Regions from separate parts of the Homo sapiens genome. Here region 2 is linked to region 1. A link is an interaction called in ENCODE POLR2A ChIA-PET data of the cell type or tissue named here. Cell type or tissue: OCI-LY7. All regions are shown on one strand. Links, peaks and the distances in the headings refer to the core of each region. The heading gives the core; the rest is flanking DNA. Region 1 has its middle 79 kb from the start of MAP3K1. Region 2 overlaps MAP3K1 (mitogen-activated protein kinase kinase kinase 1).

Region 1 (9,987 bases), core at 894-8,893:
GTGCCAGGGCTCCACCCTTACAGATTCTGGCTTAACTTGTCTGGAGTAGGGAGTATGTCAGGGAATGTTTTTAATGCTCTGCAGGTGATTCTTCCATCCAGCTAGGTTGAAAGCAGTGCCTCTCAAACTCTAACATGCATATGAATCCCTCCGAATCTTGCATAACATGCAGATCCTGATCTAGTAGGTCTGGGTGGAGATTTTGTGTTTTAAACTAGCTCCAGATGATACCCAAGCTGTTTGTCTGCAGGCCGTATGTCGTATGTCGAGGTATTAGAGAATGGGAAAAGTGTCAGAGCTCTCAGCAGGTGAGCCCTCCCTCACCAGGGCAGACCCCACCCACCGCAGAGCTGTGGCTCTGCCTTAGCCTTCTGTCAAGTTGAGCAGACACTTCCAGAGCTCAAAGATGGCCTTCCGAGTTAGCTATGGAAATAAGCAACAGTCCAAATAGTCCAGTAAGGCCTCAAATAAATCAGGGTGACACCAATGGGAATACAAGAGTGAGTGAATAAGAGTCAAGCAATGAAGTTTTTTTTTTTTTTAAATCAGCCTTTGTTTTGCTTTGGCTCTGTGTGTTTGTGGGGAAACTCCAGTGAGTAGAGGCTTAGCCCTGTCTTCTAGAGTAAACAAGGGCAGTGGGTGAGGAAGAGGGAGGCTGGGGAAGGAGGGCTCCGTACATGCAGAGTGGTGCAGAACACACCCCACGCTCTAAATAAAAACCTTTTCAGACCTAAGCCTTGGCCACTTCGCGATTGGACTATGAGGGCCTCCTGCAGTGACTGCCACTCTTGTTTTGTCTTCTTCAGATACTGCTTTCCTCATCTCCCTGCCCTGATCAGAGATATCCTGCAAAATGAACTCTACACTCTGTGTGGCCATCAGATCTGTGGATCTGCGTGATCCCTCAGCCTTACCTCCCAGGACCTTCTTTTTTCTCCTCCGAAGCACAGGGGTCAGCTCCTCACCAGGGCTTTCAGCCCAGCTTCCCCCTGCCTGGAATAGTCTCTCTTTCACATATCCAATTACTGAAATTCTCCCACCCTTCCAGGCCCAGCTCCAGTCCGGTCTTGTCCTTCAAGCCATTCCTGGTCCACCTGCCGCCACTCTTCCTGGGCACTTCTAGAGCATTTCCTCGTTGTCTATGGCTTTAACATGCCATGTTTCTCCCAACTTAGCACCTTTTCATGAGAATATGGTGTCTCTCCCTAATCCCATCATAAACTTCTGGTGGTAGAACTGTACCTTATACTTCCTTGTATCTCCTCTACCTAGTGTAGTTCTTTGCAAATAATAGATGCTCAGTAAGATTTGTCACATATTTATCAAAGAGCTCACCACAACTAATGAACCTGAGATTCCCATAGGAAAGAGAGGTCCTTAGGAGTTTGCACTTACAGACATGACTTCCCACCAAAAAGTCCCCACCCCCTCAATGCCTTAGGTCCCTCTCTACTCTGGGTGGGTTTTGCCCTTATGTGGCACCCGGAAGTCCCTGCTCTGGATTCCCTCAAAGCCCTGTGTTTTTGCCTCCAACAGCCCTCATGCCTAGACCATCCCTTGTGCTGAACGTGCACCTAATTCAACACCCTAGTCTTCAGACCCGTGCAATTTTCACTCCCTGTAAGGAAGTCAAAGGTCCTTCCAGAATCAGTCTGGTCTTCAGTCTGTTCCTCTGAAGAGAAAAACAATAGGGTGTGGTCAGGAGAAAAATAGAGTCCCAGCCAAACAAATGTCTCCTGGAAAAACCACTCATGCAGCTAGAACAAACAGGTATGGTCACTCCACTAGCTCTGGGCAGAACTCTGCACTGATTCAAGGCTGTTGATAGAGACATTGGAATGCTATCCAATGCCGTCTATCCAGGGACCACCATCAAACATCTCTATAGGGGAAAAACTTGTCCAAAAATAAATAAAAACGATGGAAACTTTGAATGTGATCATTAGAGTGCACCCATGGGAACTTTGAATGTGATCATTAGAGTGCACCCATGGGAATACTTTGAAAGCAGAACCTTCCTGAAGGGACCTCAGGAATGTCTTAGTGTACTGGCAGCTCCTGACAAACGGCAAAAGAGAAATGAGATGCCTTTGCCACACATTTCTGTTTCTCCCCCTGGGCTCCATGCACAAAGGCCCTGCTCCTTTCTGCCCCAGGACACGGCCAAAAATGCTGCCCTTGCTCACACATGACTTGTCTTAGCCAGGTTCTGTATTGGCTTTAGTCACTGAAGGCTGCTCTGATTCCTCCCCCACTCCCTCAAGGTCCTCATTTATTTATTAAGCTAGATTTCTCCCAGGTCCCATTCCTCTGGCATTACATGGAGGGAAGAGTGTTAAATTCAGTCAAGGTTGAGGAGGGAGGAAAAGACTTTGCAATTAAATTGCTAATTAAGGAAGTACCAACCTGAAGAAGCTAATTTGCACTGACCTATTTAAAATATCTAGCAGCAGATCATGCATGAATTGAGGTACAGCCCTTTTATGCGTCAGCCAACTGGCTTTCTTTCAGAGCAGCAGCTATCAATAATTCCATGCTGAGGACCATCTGATAGGAAATCAACCACTGGCCCCTGGAATGCCAGCATTCCCCACTGCTCTGTTTTCCCAGTTGTCAGCTCTGTTTATAAATTGTCCATTTATAGCAAATCCAGCACCTGCTATGAACACCTCATCCTGCCAAGTGTTGGAGTGCATCTCAGAAAGAGCCACTATAGACTTTTTCAGTTCCTTTTAACCTTTTCCCAACCCGGGAGTTTGAATATTTGCATAGGAATTCTGAAGGAGGACTTTTTCAGTGCAGAAAAGTCTAGATCGTCTATTAAAAGTTAGCATTTTGCTCCACTTTAAAAAGAAAGAGCAAATTATCATTCTCTTGGGAGATACAATGCTCTCTTTCTGAACAAGTCTGACATTGGGACACATTTAAAACAACCTCTGAAAAATTCAGCAGGGTCAAAATGCTCTGGAGAAGACTTAGGGGGGCTTTCTTTTGCACTCGATTATGCAGCTTTTTAGCTCACTGTCAACACTGAACAGATAATGCAGCCTGCTGCTTAAAACCGTTATGTAAAATATATTAAAAGATACCTTCCAGTGTTGGAAACCCAATATATGACCTAGTTTGAGTTTCTTCTTGCCAATCATCCATTTGCAAAGTGCCTAGATTAATCCTCAAAGTTCCTCTCCCAATATGCTTCTGTTCATTTTGTTCGTTGCAAAATAAAAATAAAATAAAATATGGCACACATGGAATATTCATGGAGTATGGGCTCATGGTTTGTAGAGGATTGTGAAGGTCAAACCAGATGCTATGGCAGACAGAAATTGGCTGAGTGGTCTTGGGAAGATGGGACAAGCCTTGATGCTTCAGTTTATACATTCCCACAGTAATCCTTCTCAAGAATAAGATTGTCACCCTTTTAAAGCCACAGAGGGAGACCCTGATTAAGACCACGTGGCAAAGGCAGCTGAGCTGGGTGGGCAGCATTCCTGATCCCTGGTTCTGCAGTCAGCCAAGTAGGCGGCCCCATATTTTTTATGAGAGGACTCAAGGGTTTAGTATTTCTTTAAAAAAAAAAAAATTAAGGTACCTGGATGAAAAAGAATCTGTGAAAGGTTATTGTTACTAATGGTCCAGTAAAGTCAGGCCATGAGATCAGAAAAAACAGAAGTGATTTAAAACATAGAATTAGAGGGCACGAAATGAAACACCCTACAAACGCTTCGCTTTGGGCAGTGTGTTTTCCTCTGCTAGGGCCTGGGTCCTTAGCATTCCAGTCTGGGGTGGCTTGTAGCTTTGTGGTGCAGTTTGTATAGATTAAGCTAATTTTGGAGGACACAGGCATCAATTATTTCTTTCCAAAATAGAATTGTGCTTAATCAATTACATGTCACTCCAATGCAAATCTTCCTTGCTTACTTTTTGGTCATTCGATGGCCATCTGTTTTACCAACCTGGATTCTTTCACTCATCACACAAGTCAGGCCCCATTACTTGAGATGATCTCTGAGATGCCCCTGCTGGAGAAAGGCATGTGCAAATTAAGAGACTACAAATCAGTTTGAAAACTCAACGACTCCTTCCCATAAATCTGTGTCCTTAATATTAAAAATCATTTGGAGGTGCTGAAAAGAAAGAGAACTGATAGCTACAGAAAACAACAGCCCTACTCACTTCAGGGCACAGATTAGTAGTCAAGAGGGGTTATGCAGATCTAAATCCATATTCTGCTACCAAAAATAGAAAAGAGGAAATCTTTGAAGCCAAAGAAGGCCTAAGAATAACTGTCAGCAAAGAGCTAGAGCCACATGGACAGGAAGCAACGCTCAAGTGGCAGTTCTGTGCTGCCTTTTTCTTCCTCCCCAGTAGCTTTTCACATTCATTCTGTTTAAAAGATAGCTTTCAAAGGCTTCCTTCAACTTGAACACGTACGCCTGCACAGCCGGCCTTTCCACAGCAGCCTGGGGGCCGGCATTGAGCATCGCTTCCACACAGTCCTTGGGTTTAGTGTTATTTCCCCCCACGGATCATTTCAATCTGTTTAAAGCTGAACAGTGAACTCTTCATAGACCACATTGCACAGAGAACCCTCAATAGGAAATGATCAGCTGAGCAAACATTCATTTCTTGTTTTGCTTTTAATAATTTTGTTTCAACCCAACCTAGTCTTCATCCTTTTTTCAATACTCAGGAAACTGCAACAAACCAATAAAGTTTATTTTATCTCATGTGCCTTAAATGACACTATAAAAACATGCATTTGGATATGTCCTATAAAAGATATTCAAGTTAGGAGAGGTTCTTTGGAAACACAAGGGTGAGAGACCTTTGGAATGGCCCATGGGGTGGCTAGAGAGGGGCAGAGGGCAAGAAGGGTTACAGGAAGGGGACCAGTTGATGGGTGGTGATGAGGCGATTTGAAGTCCAAATAATGGAAAAGTGGAGGTGAAGGATAAAGGAATAAGAAAGACATTGAGGAAGACAGGGCAGGGCCTCTTCCAGCCCATACAGCACCTTCGTACAAGTTAGAAAAAGGCACCACTTCCTCTGAGCACACACAAACCCATGCAAGAGTGCATGGCTAGATGTCAGCCTGTGCTCTTCCCTTCAGCCAGGTAATCTTCCAGAAGGCACAGCTTGCATGATACCATACATGGGGGCCCAGGAAAAAATGTGGGTAAGAGATTGAAAGGCCAAAATGGGGAACTTTAGAAGTACTGGAAGGAAAAAAAAAAAGTCATGGATGCTTCTGGTAGCATACAGGAAATCCTGTTTGAATCATAGAGCTTTGCTGGTGGGTGAGGGGCGGGGAAGAATGGTTGGCAAAATTGGTTTCTCCAAAGTAGCTATCCCGCTGAGCAGTTTATCTTTGTCATATTTCGTAGGATGAATGTAATGTTCATTTCAAAGGAACTTTGTGTTAATCATATCAATATCTAATGAATAACTTCCAGGATTAATACAATTTATGTTTATTTGTCAGGATGAAGATCTGTGCTTAGATACAAACTGCTCTGACTCATAAGCTGAGCGTAGCTCTTAACTAAGACACAAGAACATCTGAGCTTCATATGATGAACAGTTGGGGATTCTTAACTGCTTTTATCTCAAAATTCTTGAATGTTTTACTGAAACAAACTTAAGCCAAAAGAAAAAAGATAATAAATAACCCCCATCATTGAGACAGGTTGTTCTTCCAAGGTCATAGCTTCCGTTGTACTATAAACCCTTACCAATCTATTCAGGTTAGGGCCATGATTTATATCACAGTTGGCAAAATTGATATGCAAACAATACATATATATTAAATTTGTGGCATGCAAATATTAAAACTATTTGGGGTCAAAACTTCCCCTGGCAAAACTAAAGGTGATGAAATATTAATTGCGTGTTAAGCACCTTTTATTGCATATTAAATTGGAAGTTCTCTGGTAATGGCTGAATAGAAAACCCCACTGAGTACTCTGTCTGAAGTTTATTGGGGTTTTTTGTTTGTTTAGTTTTGTTTTAACTAAATGTCCCTGCACCGGCTCTGCCAGTGGCTGTCATTATTAACCACGCTCTTGCTCAGGGTGTGGGCCTTCATTCCATCACTGTTTACGTGACAATTTACAGATTTTACAGTTCCTCAACAACTGTGATATGGACCGTTTCATTAAATTCTCAGAACAGCCCTTTGAAGTAACTATGGTTTTGTCATCATCCTATGGTAGATGAGGAAATTGAGAATTTAGACAAGCTCAGAGACTCGTCTGAGACTATCCAAGCAGTGAGTGATAGAATGAGAACTTCATCCCAGGCCTTCTGGCTCAAATCAGTGATCTTGCTAATATAACAGCCCTCTGGTTTAAACTAAGACGTCTACTCAGAGCCTTTTGCATCAAAGACAGGTTTGTCTACTTCTGGGATGACAAGTATTCAACCTGACTGGTGGGAGGGTGAGCAATGACCTATTCTGACAACCTCAATGACTTAGATTTTGAATATCTAGTTTACCACTCTAAAGATTTTGTTCTATAAAACTATACTCTCTGTTGCAATTGACCCAGAGCATAACAGTCATCTTAAAAATTTGATCAAGTCCATGGAATTATAAAAGCCAATACCAATATTATCAAAAATCATATTTTATTTAAATTATAGATTCGGGGGTTCCATGTACAGGTTTGTTACATAGGTGTATTGCATAGTTCTGGGGTTGGGTTCTGGTGAACCCAAGTAGTAAACCTAGTACCAAATAGGTAGTTTTTCCAGCCCTTCTCCCCTTCCTCCCTCTCCCCTTTTGGAGTCCCCAGTGTCTATTGTTTACCTCTTTATGTCCATGTGCACCCATTGTTTAGCTCCCACTTATTAGTGAGAACACATAGTACTTGGTTTTCTATTTCTGCATTAATTCACTTAGGATAATGTCCTCCAGTTGTACCTATGTTGCTGCAAAGGACATGATTTCATTCTTTTTATGGCTGCATAGTATTCCATGGTGTATATATACCACATTTTTTTCTCTTTTTTTTCTTTTTGAGAGCGAGTCTTGCTCTGTCACCCAGGCTGGAGTGCAGTGGCACGATCTCGGCTACTGCAACCTCAGCCTCCTGGGTTCAAGCAATTTTCCTGCCTCAGCCTCCTGAGTAGCTGGGATTATAGGTGCCCACCACCATGCCTGGCTAATTTTTGTATTTTAGAAGAGACGGGGTTTTACCATGTTGGGCAGGCTGGTCTCAAACTCCTGACCTCAGTGATCTGTCTGCCTCAGCCTCCTGAAGTACTGGGATTACAGGCATGAGCCACCACGCTTGGTCTATGTACCACATTTTTTAAATCCAATCCACCACTGGTGAACACTTACATTGATTCCAAGCCTTTGATATTTTGAATAGTGCTTTGATAAACATAACAGTGCAGGTGTCTTTTTGATGAAATGATTTCTTTTCCTTTGGCTAGGTACCTAGTAATGGGATTGCTGAGTTGAATTACTATTCAGTTCTATTTTCAGTTCTTTCAGAAATCTCCATACTATTTTCCATAGGAGTGGAGCTAATTTACATTCTCATCAACAGTGTATAAGTGTTCCCTAAAAATTATGTTTTAAATAGAACAGGTTTTTTGTGGTTTTATTTTGGTTGTCTTTGGCTGATTTAGGAATGTTAGAAAGTGTGATGTTCATTTTAACGTGAAAACACTTAAGTTTAAAGCAGATCTTGCAGACTACTTACGGTCTAGGCCAGTTCTAAAGGTGCGTCTATAGTTGATCAGTTCTTATTTGTTTGAGCACCAGCATCTAGGTGAAAGGACAGCCTAGTGTGTTGGCTCCCCTTCTAGATCAATAACTTGGGTGTTAGAGGCTAAGAATAAGGTCCTTCTTCATGCAGTGCTCTGCCACATATGTTTTTGGAGAAATAAGACATTAACTGATTTCAGTTAATAACAGCCTCTGGGATATCTGCTTCTCTAACAACCTATCTCTCTCAATCCTAATTCAGATTCCCAATTAAAAATGAAAAACTATTTTTAAAAATTAAAAATACCTTTCTATTTGTCATTGCAGGTGCCTGGAACCAATTTGGCTCCAGAATGTAATAGTTTCACTGACAAAACAATTTGAGAATGTTTTAAGGCTAAAGCTGGCAATGATCCATTAGAAGGCCTGTTTCCTAGAAATTCAGCCATGTGATCAAATGACGACACTAGACAGTCAAACTCATTCATCATCACAATATTTTTTTACAATAAAAACAGTAGCCCTTAGAATTTATCTAGTGGAAATGAGACATATAGTGTAACCAAGTAACTAGTGATAGTTCCAATAATAAGCTCTTTGCTGCTTATACACCTCAGTCATGTTTAGGTTACACTGTTAAACATTATCATTTTCCAATCTGCTCTATGACACCAGCAATTCCACTTCTAGTTTTCTACCCTAGAAAAATGTGTGTGTGAGAGAGAGACATGCACAAAAATGTTTGTGGCCATGCTGTTTATTTTTTAAACCTTAGAAACAATTAACTTCTTAAGTAGACAACCTAACTGCCCCTCATTTTAGAAATGGATTTAAATACTGTGAATCAACGTGAAGCAGCGTATTAAAAAAAAACAACACCCCTCAGAAGTGGAGAATATTTGTAAATCATATATCTGATAAAGGATTACTATCCAGAATATATAAAGAACTACTACAGCTCAACAGCAATAAACAAACAAACAAACAAACAAACAAACAAACCAAAATAACTCCATAATTTAGAACAGGGCAAACGACTTGAATACATATCCTCCAAAGAAGATATACATATCAGCAAGAAGCACAGAAAAAGATGCTCAACATCACTGATAATTCAGGAAATACAAATCAGATACCATTTCACACCCGCTAGGTTCTGAGAGAGAAAGAACAAGATAGAGAGAGAGAAGAAAACAAATGTTGGTGACAATGTAGAAAAATTAGAGACCTTGTGAATTGCTGGTAGGAATGTAAAATGGTGCCCCACTATGGAAGACAGTATGATGGTTCCTCAAAAAGTTACGCATATAATTGCTGTATGATTGTGCAATTCCATTTCTAGGTTTATACCCAAAAATTGAAATCAAGGACTCGAACAGATATTTGTACACCAGCATTCATAACAACATTATTGACGACAGCCAAAGTGTGAAGACAACACAAATGCCTATCAATGGATGAATGGATAAACAAAATGTGGTATATGCATGCATGCTTTAGAATTTTATTCAGTCTTTAAAAGGAAGGAAATATTTTGATGCATGCCATATTATAGATAAACCTTGAAAGCATTATGCTAAGTGAAATAACTGAGACACAAAAGAACAAATATTGTATGATTCCACTTATATGGGGTACCTAGAACAGCCAAATTTATCAAGAAAGTAAAATAGTGTTTACCAAGGGTTGCTGCAAGGAGGATGAAAAGCAATTGTCTAACAGCTACAGAGTTTCAGTCTGGGATGATTTAAAAAATTGTGGAAATAAATAGTGGTGGCCAGGCATGGTGGCTCATGCCTGTAATCCTAGAACTTTGGGAGGCCGAGGTGGGTGGATCATTTGAGGTCAGGAGTTCGAGACCAGCCTAGCCAACATGGTGAAATCCCATCTCTACTAAAAATATAAAAATTAGCCGGGCATGGTGGCAGGCGCCTGGAATTCCAGCTACTAGGGAGGCTGAGACAGGAGAATCCCTTGAATTCAGGAGGCAGAGGTTGCAATAAGCCAAGATCCAACCATTGCACTCCAGCCTGGGTGACAGAGTGAGACTCCATTTCAAAAAAAAAAAAAAAAAAATAGTGATGATGTTGTACAACAATCTCAATGTACTTGATAGTACTGTTGTATACTCAAAGAGACTTAAAATGGTAATTTTTGTTATGTATGTTTTTGCAATAAAAATATTTTTTTCAATCAGGGAAGGGAAAGATAATCAAATACGGTAAAATGTTAAAATTAAAATGTCTTTAAATTCAGTAGTAGGTTTA
Region 2 (9,987 bases), core at 1,021-9,020, 90 kb after region 1:
TGGAGTGAGAACAGGGTCAGTACTGGGGTGTAGGTGGAAGCTTTGCTCTTGACAGATGTTATCATTACTTTTCTTTTTTTATTTTTAAATTAGAAATGGGTTCTCACTATGTTGCCCAGGCTGGAATCGAACTCCTGGGCTCAGGTGATCTTTCCACATAGCTGGAACTATGGGTGCAAGCCACTGTGTCTGGCTTTACTTTTCTTCATTGCCTAAACAATAATTTAAGTTATATGTTAACACATAATCTTCAAACTGGTCTTATGGTATTCTGAATACTAAACATCAGTTGTTAACAGACCAGGAACTTTATCTGATTCTTTGCACCATCTCCCAGCATCTAGACTAGTGTCTGGCACCCATGAATATTAGGTACCCAGAAATGTTAACATGAATTAATTTTCCAAAAGTGGTTAAATTAGTATATCTGAAGATTAACTTACTGTAGTGAGATTTTAATCATGATCTAGCTTAAGACGAGTTTTGAAGGCAAGAACTGTCTTTTTTTAGGAGTTTTTGTATATCGTTTGGTATTTATTTATTTATTTTTGAGACGGAGTCTTGCTCTGTTGCCCAGGCTGGAGTGCAGTGGCGCAATCTTTGCTCACTGCAGCCTCTGCCTCCTAGGTTCAAGCAATTCTCCTGCCTAGCCTCCCGAGTAGCTTGCTGGGATTACAGGCATGCCCCACTATGCCCAGTTAATTTTTGTATTTTTTTGTAGAGACAGGGTTTCACCATGTTGGCCAGGCTGGTCTTGAACTCCTGACCTCAAGTGATCCACCCACCTTGGCCTCCCAAAGTGCTGGGATTACAGAAATGAGCCACTGCGGCCAGACCATTGCTTGATGTTTAATAGCAGTAGTTGGCATTTAGCAAGCAGTCATTGATAATATTGACCAATTTTATGTAATGTGAGCCTTCTAATAATTAGTGTAGTTACAAAATAATTGGAGCCATGCTCAAACTGTCAAATATTGAGAAAACTGAATTCCTGGTATTTGAAAGTGTCTAATTATTTGCGTTAATTGGTAAGCCCCTCCTGATTTTCTACTTAACCATGACACTTCTTCCGTGGCGCCCATCTTCATTCTCTTGAACATTGATACTGGAAGATTCCCAGGGTGGTCCTAGGCCTTCTCTCATTCTGTCTTGTCGATCCCCACCCCAGTCTTATTAATGCCCTTAGATCAGTTATGGACCATTTACAAATGATTGCAGAGTTTATTGTCCTAACCATGATCTCTCCTAAAGTCCAGACCTACACCTGGCTACATGACTTCTGCGCAGTCAGATGTCTAAAACCAAATTAAAGATCTTCCCTAAACCTTCTCCTAACATGTTCCCTGCTCATTAAATGGCAGAACCAGAACCCAGGAGTCACCCTTGACACCTCCTCCTCTCACCTCGTCAGATTCAGACCATCCTTAGGTGCTGGCAGTTTGACCTGTTATCACACCCCTAGCCAGGTGCCCATTGTCTCTCATTTCCACTAACTTAGTGGCCTCCTTGCCTGATCCCTGTGTCCTTTCTCCTTTGCTGTCCGTTCCAATCTGTATTAGGTGGCCAGAGTGATCATTTCCAAATGTAAATCTGATCATAACTTCCTCCCTCCAGAAAAGTAAATGTAATTTAATTTTAAGATGTTCAGATGGCTTCCATTTGGATAAAGACCAGGAAATCTTTAACATGCCTGACCGAGTCCCTGCCCGGTTGGGCCCCTGTCTGCTTCTCCAGGCCCATCTCAGCTCACACTTGCCCTTGTTCCGTGGCAGGGTTGCGTGCTTTCATTTCCTCAGACTCACTCACTGCCTTCTTCTATAGGGCCCTCACATGCTCCCTCTGCCAGGAACACTGTTTTTCCATAAAGTCAGCTCCTCGTTGTTAAAATCTTAACTCATTGACACTTCCTCAGGGAAGCTTTCCCTCATCCACCCAGACTGGCTTTGTAGCAGGGTGTCCCTACTGTCAGTGTTGTGCTTTTACATTTGTTACCTCATTTGATGAATGACTGCCTTCCCCCTAGCACCTAGCAGGATGCCTGGCATAGGGTAGACACTGCATAAATATTTATTGAATAAATGAATGAGAGGGATAATGGCATGGCATGTTCAAATTAGTGGATCCACTGTTTTTCCTGTTTAGTCAGACGTAGTTTAGGACATAGCTGAAAAGGTGTTAAATGGCAAAAGTCTAGACTATGGTGTTTCAACACTGTAGATTTGTGATAGACTCATTCAGAGGTACCTGGACTTGTAGACGTGCCTGGTGGCTCGAGTGAAATAGGACAGCTTAATGTAGTAGAGAGCAAATAGCTATACTGCATGACAACTTTATAGGTAAGAAGAGTCTGCTATGTGTATATAATTATTCTGTACTTAATAGGGAGTTAAGAGTGCGTGTGTGTATATATATGCATTTATATATTCACACATACATCTGTGAATAAATATACACATAAAGGTGTCATGCATTAATATAATTATTCTTATTTTTAAAGTTCTCAGAATGTCATCTAAACTTAAGATATCATTTTTAGAATTCTTATCTGATAACCCTACTTCATCCAAAATTCATTAATTTGATCATAATTCAACTTGGGATAAATAAAAGTTCACATTTCCATTGAAGAAAATATTTGTTAGGCAAGTACTCCATGAGATTGCAGAAGCCAAGAACCCATGTAACAAAACATTTCAAAGTTTACTGTTGGTAAGTAAACCCAGCAGCCTCTCTTATCTAGAACATGGGTTAGCACTAAGAAGTAAGAAAAAATACTCTAAGCAGCCAAAGGACCTGTAACAAAATATGTGCTTTGAAGCACTTTGATTTTACACTTAGTAGAGTTCCCAGGGCATTTGCTCAGGATTGATACTTATTTCAGATGTTGTTCATGCAGTGTTGTTCATGTGGTGTTCCTAACATGCAGCAATTAGAAGCAGCCAGTTAGAAGGGGTGGCGGTGTGAGTCCTGCAAGAGGCAGGTTCCCCAAAGGCAGCAGTGTTGGCACACCTGACAGTGAGAGGAGAGAGGGAGAATAGGACTCAAAACATTGCAGTCGGGGGCCACCTAGCATTGGTACAATTAGTTCCATCTAGGGCAGCCTCTGCCATTTAAAAATATACTCAGTGAAGTGAAGTTGGAAAGCTTGTAATATAGATTAAGGAAAATTACTATCCAAGATAGTTATAGAAAGTGTCTTGATCTTTGAAGTGGTAAACCTCTAACTGTTCTGTAAGATGTATTTCTGTAGCCTTGATGATACTGAATAAATATGTACTTTAGAATTACATAAAAATGGATGCTGCTTACCGAATGTCTTATCTATTATCTGTGTGGAGAAATCTTTTTTGTTATTGTTGACCTGAGTCATTTTATACCTTGCAGTTTCTTTAAAATGCATAATAATCACCACTACCACTAATATACTGATCTTTTCCGGTTTTTTAAAAAAAATTTTTATTTTTTTTTTTGAGACGGAGTCTTAAAGATATTTTTCTTGCTCCAAGGGTCTAGATTCTTCTTTTTTTGTTGTTGTTGAGATGGAGTTTCGCTCTTGTTGCCCAGGCTGGAGTGCAATGGCACAATCTTGGTTCACCACAACCTCCGCCTCCCAGGTTCAGGCAATTCTCCTGCCTCAGCCTCTTGAGTAGCTGGGATTACAGGCGCCTGCCACCACTTCCAACTTTTTAAATTTTTGTATTTTTAGTAGAGACAGGGTTTCACCATGTTGGCCAGGCTGGTCTTGAACTCCTGACCTCAGGTAATCCACCCGCCTCAGCTTCCCAAAGTGCTGAGATTACAGGTGTGAGCCACCATGCCCGGCCAGGTCTAGATTCTTAAATAACCAAATTTCAAGTTTTGTACAAAGATTGAAGGAAAGCTAGTCTTTAACCAGGAAGAAAAGGATTTGTTAAGAGATTATCAGCCGTATCTTTGCTGACTCATTGATACTGTGGTGCCTAAGACATCTTGGCTTTTGTGACAGAATCCTGCATACAACTTTCTCCAGGATAGTTCCTCCAGGAGGGACCCCTCTGCCAGGCACTGTGGCAGTCACATGTCCAGGCTGCATCTCTGCCCTGCTCAGCCTCTTCATCCTTGCATTCAGATCTCCATGTGGTTTAGGGTGCCCATCAGGGTAAACACTGCCATTGTCTCTTTAATTGCTGTGCTCTTACTCTTCTGGCTTTCACACCTTCAGCTTCCAATCAGTCACCAGTTCTTGTTATTGCCACTCTCCTAGTAGCCTGAGAATCCATCCAACTTCCTCCACTGCCATGACTGCTAACCCAGGGTCAGGCCACTGTCAACCCACTGTCAACCTTTTCTTCACCCTCAGAATGAAGTCCAGACTCCATAATGCAGTTCAGAAACCCTTAGGACTCAGGCTTCTGCTCACTTTCAGCAGCCCCTCAGAATGGTCTGCTCCCGTCATTTCAGCATCGTGCTCAGTTTTAGTCCCTCAACTGACCGTTCTTCTTTTTTTTTTTTAAAGAAAACAATTTTTATTTAAAAATTTATTTTATAAGAAGTATTGGCATGAATACATAGATAAGGCATTTGAAATGGCTTCTCTGGTTGGACTGTTGACCAGCTGAATTCCAGCTCTGTCCTGCAGCTGATCACCCTTCTTTCTCGGCGTGCCCAATGCTCTTACCTCTATCTAGAATACTCTTTCCAGCTCCGTGGTGAGGTTTTGTTTGTTTTGTTTTTATTCTCTTTGCAATAAAGAATTATTGGTATTCCACTAAAAAATAAATGTGGCTTTGTAGAAATCAGTGCTGTACTGTGAATTCTGCCGAGCTCTGGTTTAACAAGTTCCTCGATATCTGAGTTAGATTTGCTACTTTTAAGCCTTTTTAGTTTTTTTCTCTATCATTGTACATGTAGTCAGGTCTTTCTGAACGACAGTGTTCACAAAGAGATGTTTGTAAAGCACACATTATTGTAAAGTGAATCAGATTTTCTTATTTTGTGTTAAAAGCTCAGAGATGTGGTCTCAGGGAAAAAATGTTGCTGCCAACCTACATATTACTGTCCTTGAGAATAATCCGAGACCTTCACAGGTCAGACAACAGATGTGCTCAGATACTTCAAGCAGAGAGCTTGATGACGATGTAAGCATCACAAGATTTATGTCAGCTGCTGGACCTCCACAGACAGGGTCCCAGCAAGCTGACAGGTTGTAGGTGAGCAAGCACGTTAGATGTGCAGGTCACTCACATCCCTTTTTGTGGGATCAATGGATGTTCTTTCCTGAGAAATGAAAGGGCAGATGAGTAAGCATGCTAGAGCATGTGTCTTCAGTCCTGCTGTCACTCCTGAGGAGATGTCCATGCCTTCAAGAAACACTCAGAGCTGCCAGCCAGGCACCAAGGTGCTGGGGACACAGCAGGAGGGAAGTCTCCATCACTTGCCTGTGGAGGAGCTTACCTGATGACAGACAGTGCAGGCCCCCGTCCACTGTGAGTCGGGGAGGCATCAGGAGGCTTTTTTGGGAAATGTGAGGTGGAGCACCAAGCCAAGTCCCGATAAACGTGGAGGAATGAACCAGGTGAAAGGAACTTGCAAGGAGGTTTTGTGGCCTAGGGGTGGGTGGAGAACACACAGGCCCAGAAATCAGCAGTCTTAGGATGGCATGGAGGACTGCAAGTGTAGTTCAGGTAACTCGGCCAGAGTGGAGGCAGGGTCCAGGGACCAAGCTGGGACACGATTTCTGGCTCTGGCCAGAGAGAGAGCCACGCAGAGCTCTCTGCCTCGTATTGCCCCCACTGGCCAATCCTTGAATCTCAGCGCTTAGGACAAAATAAAAAAGCCTTTGTAATTTGACAGGTAACCACAGAGTGTTAGGAAGTGGGTCAGGAGGCCCCAAGAAGGATTTACATCAGAGCTGGGACAAGACAGTCTGGGGTCACAAATCTGGGAGCTGTGGCTTTTGTACTTCAGTAGCTCCATGTAGTTTCAGAGGTTCACAGATTGGGAAGTGTTCTCATGGCAAAATGAATTCCATCCACTGTGGTCCTGAATGTGGTTTTGGAACTACATGTTTCCATTTCAGAGACCATGCACTGTAGTGATTAAGAACCTGGGCCTTGCTGGGTGCCGTGGCTCACGCCCGTAATCCCAGTACTTTGGGAGGCTGAGGCGGGTGGATCACCTGAAGTCAGGAGTTCGAGACCAGCCAGGCCAACATGGTGAAACCCCGTCTCTACTAAAAATACAAAAATTAGCCGGGCTTGGTGGTGTGTGCCTGTAATCCCAGCTTCTTGGGAGGCTGAGGCAGGAGAATCACTTGAAACTGGAAGGCAGAGGTTGCAGTGAGCTGAGATCGCGCCACTGCTCTCCAGCCTGGGTGACATGACGAAAACTCCATCTCAAAAAAAAAAAAGAACCTGGGCCCTAGGAATTAGACCTGTTAGCTACTTGGACCCCAGGGAAGTCACTTCTCTGAACCTTGAATTTCTTGTCTCTAAAATGGGGTCGTTGGTGGTATAATGAAGCACCATTCTTGATCCAGAAAAGTATTCAGTTAATACTAACTGTAGATAATACTCTTGCAAGTAACTGTCTATGCTCACTACTTAAACCTTTAACCTTTTAGAATGAGGTTAAGAGCCTCCCCCAAGGTTGCTGTGCTACTTATCACTAGGTTAGCAAAGGCGGTTTGTGTAGATAATACATCATCTTGATAACAATACATTTTCCCCTGTTATTTTGAAATGATTTACTAGAAAAATAGAAAATGGCAACTTTCAAAATTCTGTGATATGGGATAAAGCATCTCCTCAGGGTTCTTATCTCTGTGACCTAATGCAGGTTTCTTGGTCTTCTTTTCTCATCTGTGAAAAGAAAAGGTTGGTTTACATAATCTCTCAGTTCCATTCAAGCTCTAGCAACTCTCCAAAAATTTAACTTGGAAATTACTTCTTGTGGCTAAATTTAGCTGTAATTATTGAAACAACAATTAGTTTTTTGAACTTAGAAACTCTTGGAATTTTAAACCTGGGTAACAACTATAAAGAGAAATGCAAATGAAAAGCAACAAAAGCTTAGAAAAAAGAAATCATGTTTGTCAAGCAACATTAAGTGATGAGAAAATCTGTTTTTTAAAAAGCGTAATAACTGCTAGGAGAATATTATTTTGCAAATTGGAGAAAATAAATTAGGTCAAAGTCATTAGCATGTTTGTGTTTAGCAAATACTACCTTAGGGGGCAGTTTTTAAAGTAACTTTAATTTTTTGACAACTTTGCTATTAAAAGCTATCTTTTTCTTCTTAATGTTAATTGTATAAAGAAGGGACATTTTTGGATATAACCTCTAAAAAAGCTTCTTCTTTGACTTCTTCTTGTGTTTATTTATAAAGACCTTTTTGTAAATAAACATGTATGCATCTTTTTTTTTTAAGTTAAAAATGCATCGCTTGGTAACAATCATATTGCTTCCTAATTGTGAAAATTTACATTTAATTATATTTTGGGGGTTTTTTCATGTAATTTGGATAGAGTTGACAGCTACTAGAAAATGCAACTGCATTTCACTATTCTATTATTTTGGGCTCAAGTTCTAAAAAATTATGACTTTCAAATAGACTTGGAATAAGACTGTTTAACTGATTTAATCATTGTAATTGCACCAACTTGAATCGTATTCACAGAAACCACCTTGCCTATTGCTGTTTTTCTTCTTTTTTTTTTTTTCCTCTTTTTTCTGAGACAGGGTCTCACTCCTTCACCCAGGCTGAAGTGCAGTGACATGATCATGACTCACTGCAGCGTCAACCTTAGCGGGCTCAGTGTATCCTTTCACTTCAGCCTCCTGCGTAGCTGGGACCACAGGTGCATGCCACTGTGCCCGGCAAATTTTTTTTTTTTTTTTTTTGTAGTGACAGAGTTTCGCCATGTTGCCTAAGCCGGTCTCCAACTCCTGGGCTCAAGCAGTCCACCCGCCTTGGCCTCCCAGAATGCCAGGCTTACAGGTGTGAGCCACCATGCCGAGCCCGCATTGCTGTTTTTTATACACTGAACTGAAACTGTTCATAATTCATTGCAGAGCACACGGACATTCAGCAGTAATTATTTTTTGTCTTGGATTCCTGGTAGTAAAGAATGCTTGATCCTTCCTGCTTCTGCCCCAACCCATGCTAGTTCTTACTGTTGTGATCAGTTATTAGATATTTATTTGGGGCACTTACTCTGTGCTGCTAGCACGTGATTTCCAGATAAGGCTGTGATCAGGAATAGAGCAAAGTCTTGAATCTTGGTCACCTCAGCACCATTCTCTAGGTAGTTGTGACTGATGGTGATAACTGGCTGTAGGTTTTGTTACCAGTAAATAAGGCAGCTAAGCTGTCATCTGCACAATGCAAACTGAAATCATCCTGCAGTTTTTTAAGTGGATAGTAGGACATTCCCTCCATTGCAAGATGATTTGCTAGGAGAGTTTTAAATAGTGCTGAAGACACACGAGAACAAAGCCTTCCCTTTTTGAGCTCAGGTCCAAAAAAGCAGTTTTGGCATTAAAGAGAAAAGGTTTATGCTCAAGAACTTCTTGCTTTTTCTTCTCCCTCTTACTTCTTGGACTAAGTGTTGGTGATAAGATACAAAACCGTTGGTGTCTGAAGTACCTCTGAATCCAGCAGCCTTCTAAAGAAATGTTATCAGAATTATATTGTGTAATATAATGCTTTCTTCTTGTTGAGGATGCCCCAGAATACCGATAGATGTCACAGATTTTGCAGATTATAATTGTGAATTTAAAATTTAAAATGTCATATATTTTAATTACTAAAAACAAATTAGTAGACATTTCTTATCTGAGTAGAAGATACTGTTGGCCATAACCTAATCCAAAATGAAATTTTTTTTCCCCAAGTTCCGTCTCTGTTTCTTGTTTTACTTTCCCTCTCTCTTTCTTAAACACATACATATACTACCTACCCCACCCCCATGCATATACAGGTCTTTCTAAATTACTGCCTTTTCACTCCACATGACCAAGTTGTTTTGGGACTTGGTGTTCCAGGTTCAGTAAGCCTCTTACACTGGGTTCTGTGCTATAGAAAAGTTGCTATAGTGCTGGTACACACACATTTTCCTGTAAATTTCTCAGTTCTTTATTTAAAAATAAATATTTTATAAATCATTTATTGAGCATTGATAGGGTTTGTGTGTGTAATCAGATGCTGTCCTTCTGCTTTATACTTTGGATTACCTGTACTGTACTTTTTACACCTAGTCTGACTTCCTGTCCTTATACTATTGGGTTACTTCTGCCCCAGCTGTATCATTTTGTGTGTATTTAGAGCACATGAGCTAAATCTTATATTGGTTAAAGAGTTTAAAAATCTGTCACAAAATTTTGCCCAAAGACAGAAAATTTTATGTTGTCATTTACTGTTTTTTTTTTAAATACCTAGTCTAGGATTGATTTTTTTTTTTTGTAATGCACTATGAGAGATTGCCTACATTAAAAGCATTGGTAACAGCACGTAAATGTTTTGTAAGAAGTTTCTGCGTAAGGAATATAATATATTTAAAATGTTAATTCATTCCCATATGCTTAAGTAGTCATGTGTGTCAGATCTTTTCAAGTACAGTGTTCTTGCATTAAAATAGCCTAGAAATTTTATTTCTGCATTCCAGTTCTGTCTTCTATAACTTTTTTTTAACCCGTGAAAATGGGATAAAATGTTGGGTTTTTTTTTTTTTTTTTTAGGATCATGTGTGTGAATTTGAGGTTCAGAGACTGCAGTCACTGCAGAGACCTGAAAGCCATTACTGTCTGTCCTCTGTGATTATATGTGTCCCCTGTGATTCCCACCTGCAGGATTAGGAATGGGAGGGAGAGCAGGGGGTAGAAAAGGGAAGGTGGCAGAATCCATCGCAAACCAGTGAACTCCAAAACCTAATCAGGCTTCTTTCTAGGCAGATTCTATGAGAGACGAAGACAGACCACAAAAAACCTAGCCCTAATTTTTTTTTAACCC

Evidence for each region. Peaks named below come from ENCODE experiments on the same cell type or tissue, not always from the same donor. Only the 100,000 strongest peaks of a DNase experiment are listed, where the experiment ranks them.
Region 2: POLR2A ChIA-PET joins it to region 1 with 21 read pairs; 5 of 35 experiments call an interaction of 5 or more read pairs at or near these places.

What each region holds. Positions count from the first base shown.
Region 1 is chr5:56,732,024-56,742,010 of GRCh38, forward strand. No RefSeq gene overlaps it. Among named protein-coding and RNA genes, the nearest start is that of MAP3K1, 79 kb to the right of the region's middle. RefSeq lists an enhancer at 4,562-4,611. In OCI-LY7, for the core only: CTCF peaks have their summits at 4,013 and 4,229; DNase peaks (open chromatin) are centred at 2,198, 2,448, 4,298, 5,058 and 1 weaker place; H3K4me3 peaks cover 2,919 bases; H3K27ac peaks cover 4,381 bases.
Region 2 is chr5:56,821,489-56,831,475 of GRCh38, forward strand. All of the region lies in intron 1 of MAP3K1 (mitogen-activated protein kinase kinase kinase 1), which reads left to right. Among named protein-coding and RNA genes, the nearest start is that of MAP3K1, 11 kb to the left of the region's middle. RefSeq lists an enhancer at 3,876-4,386. In OCI-LY7, for the core only: a CTCF peak has its summit at 5,778; DNase peaks (open chromatin) are centred at 5,773 and 7,847; H3K4me3 peaks cover 989 bases.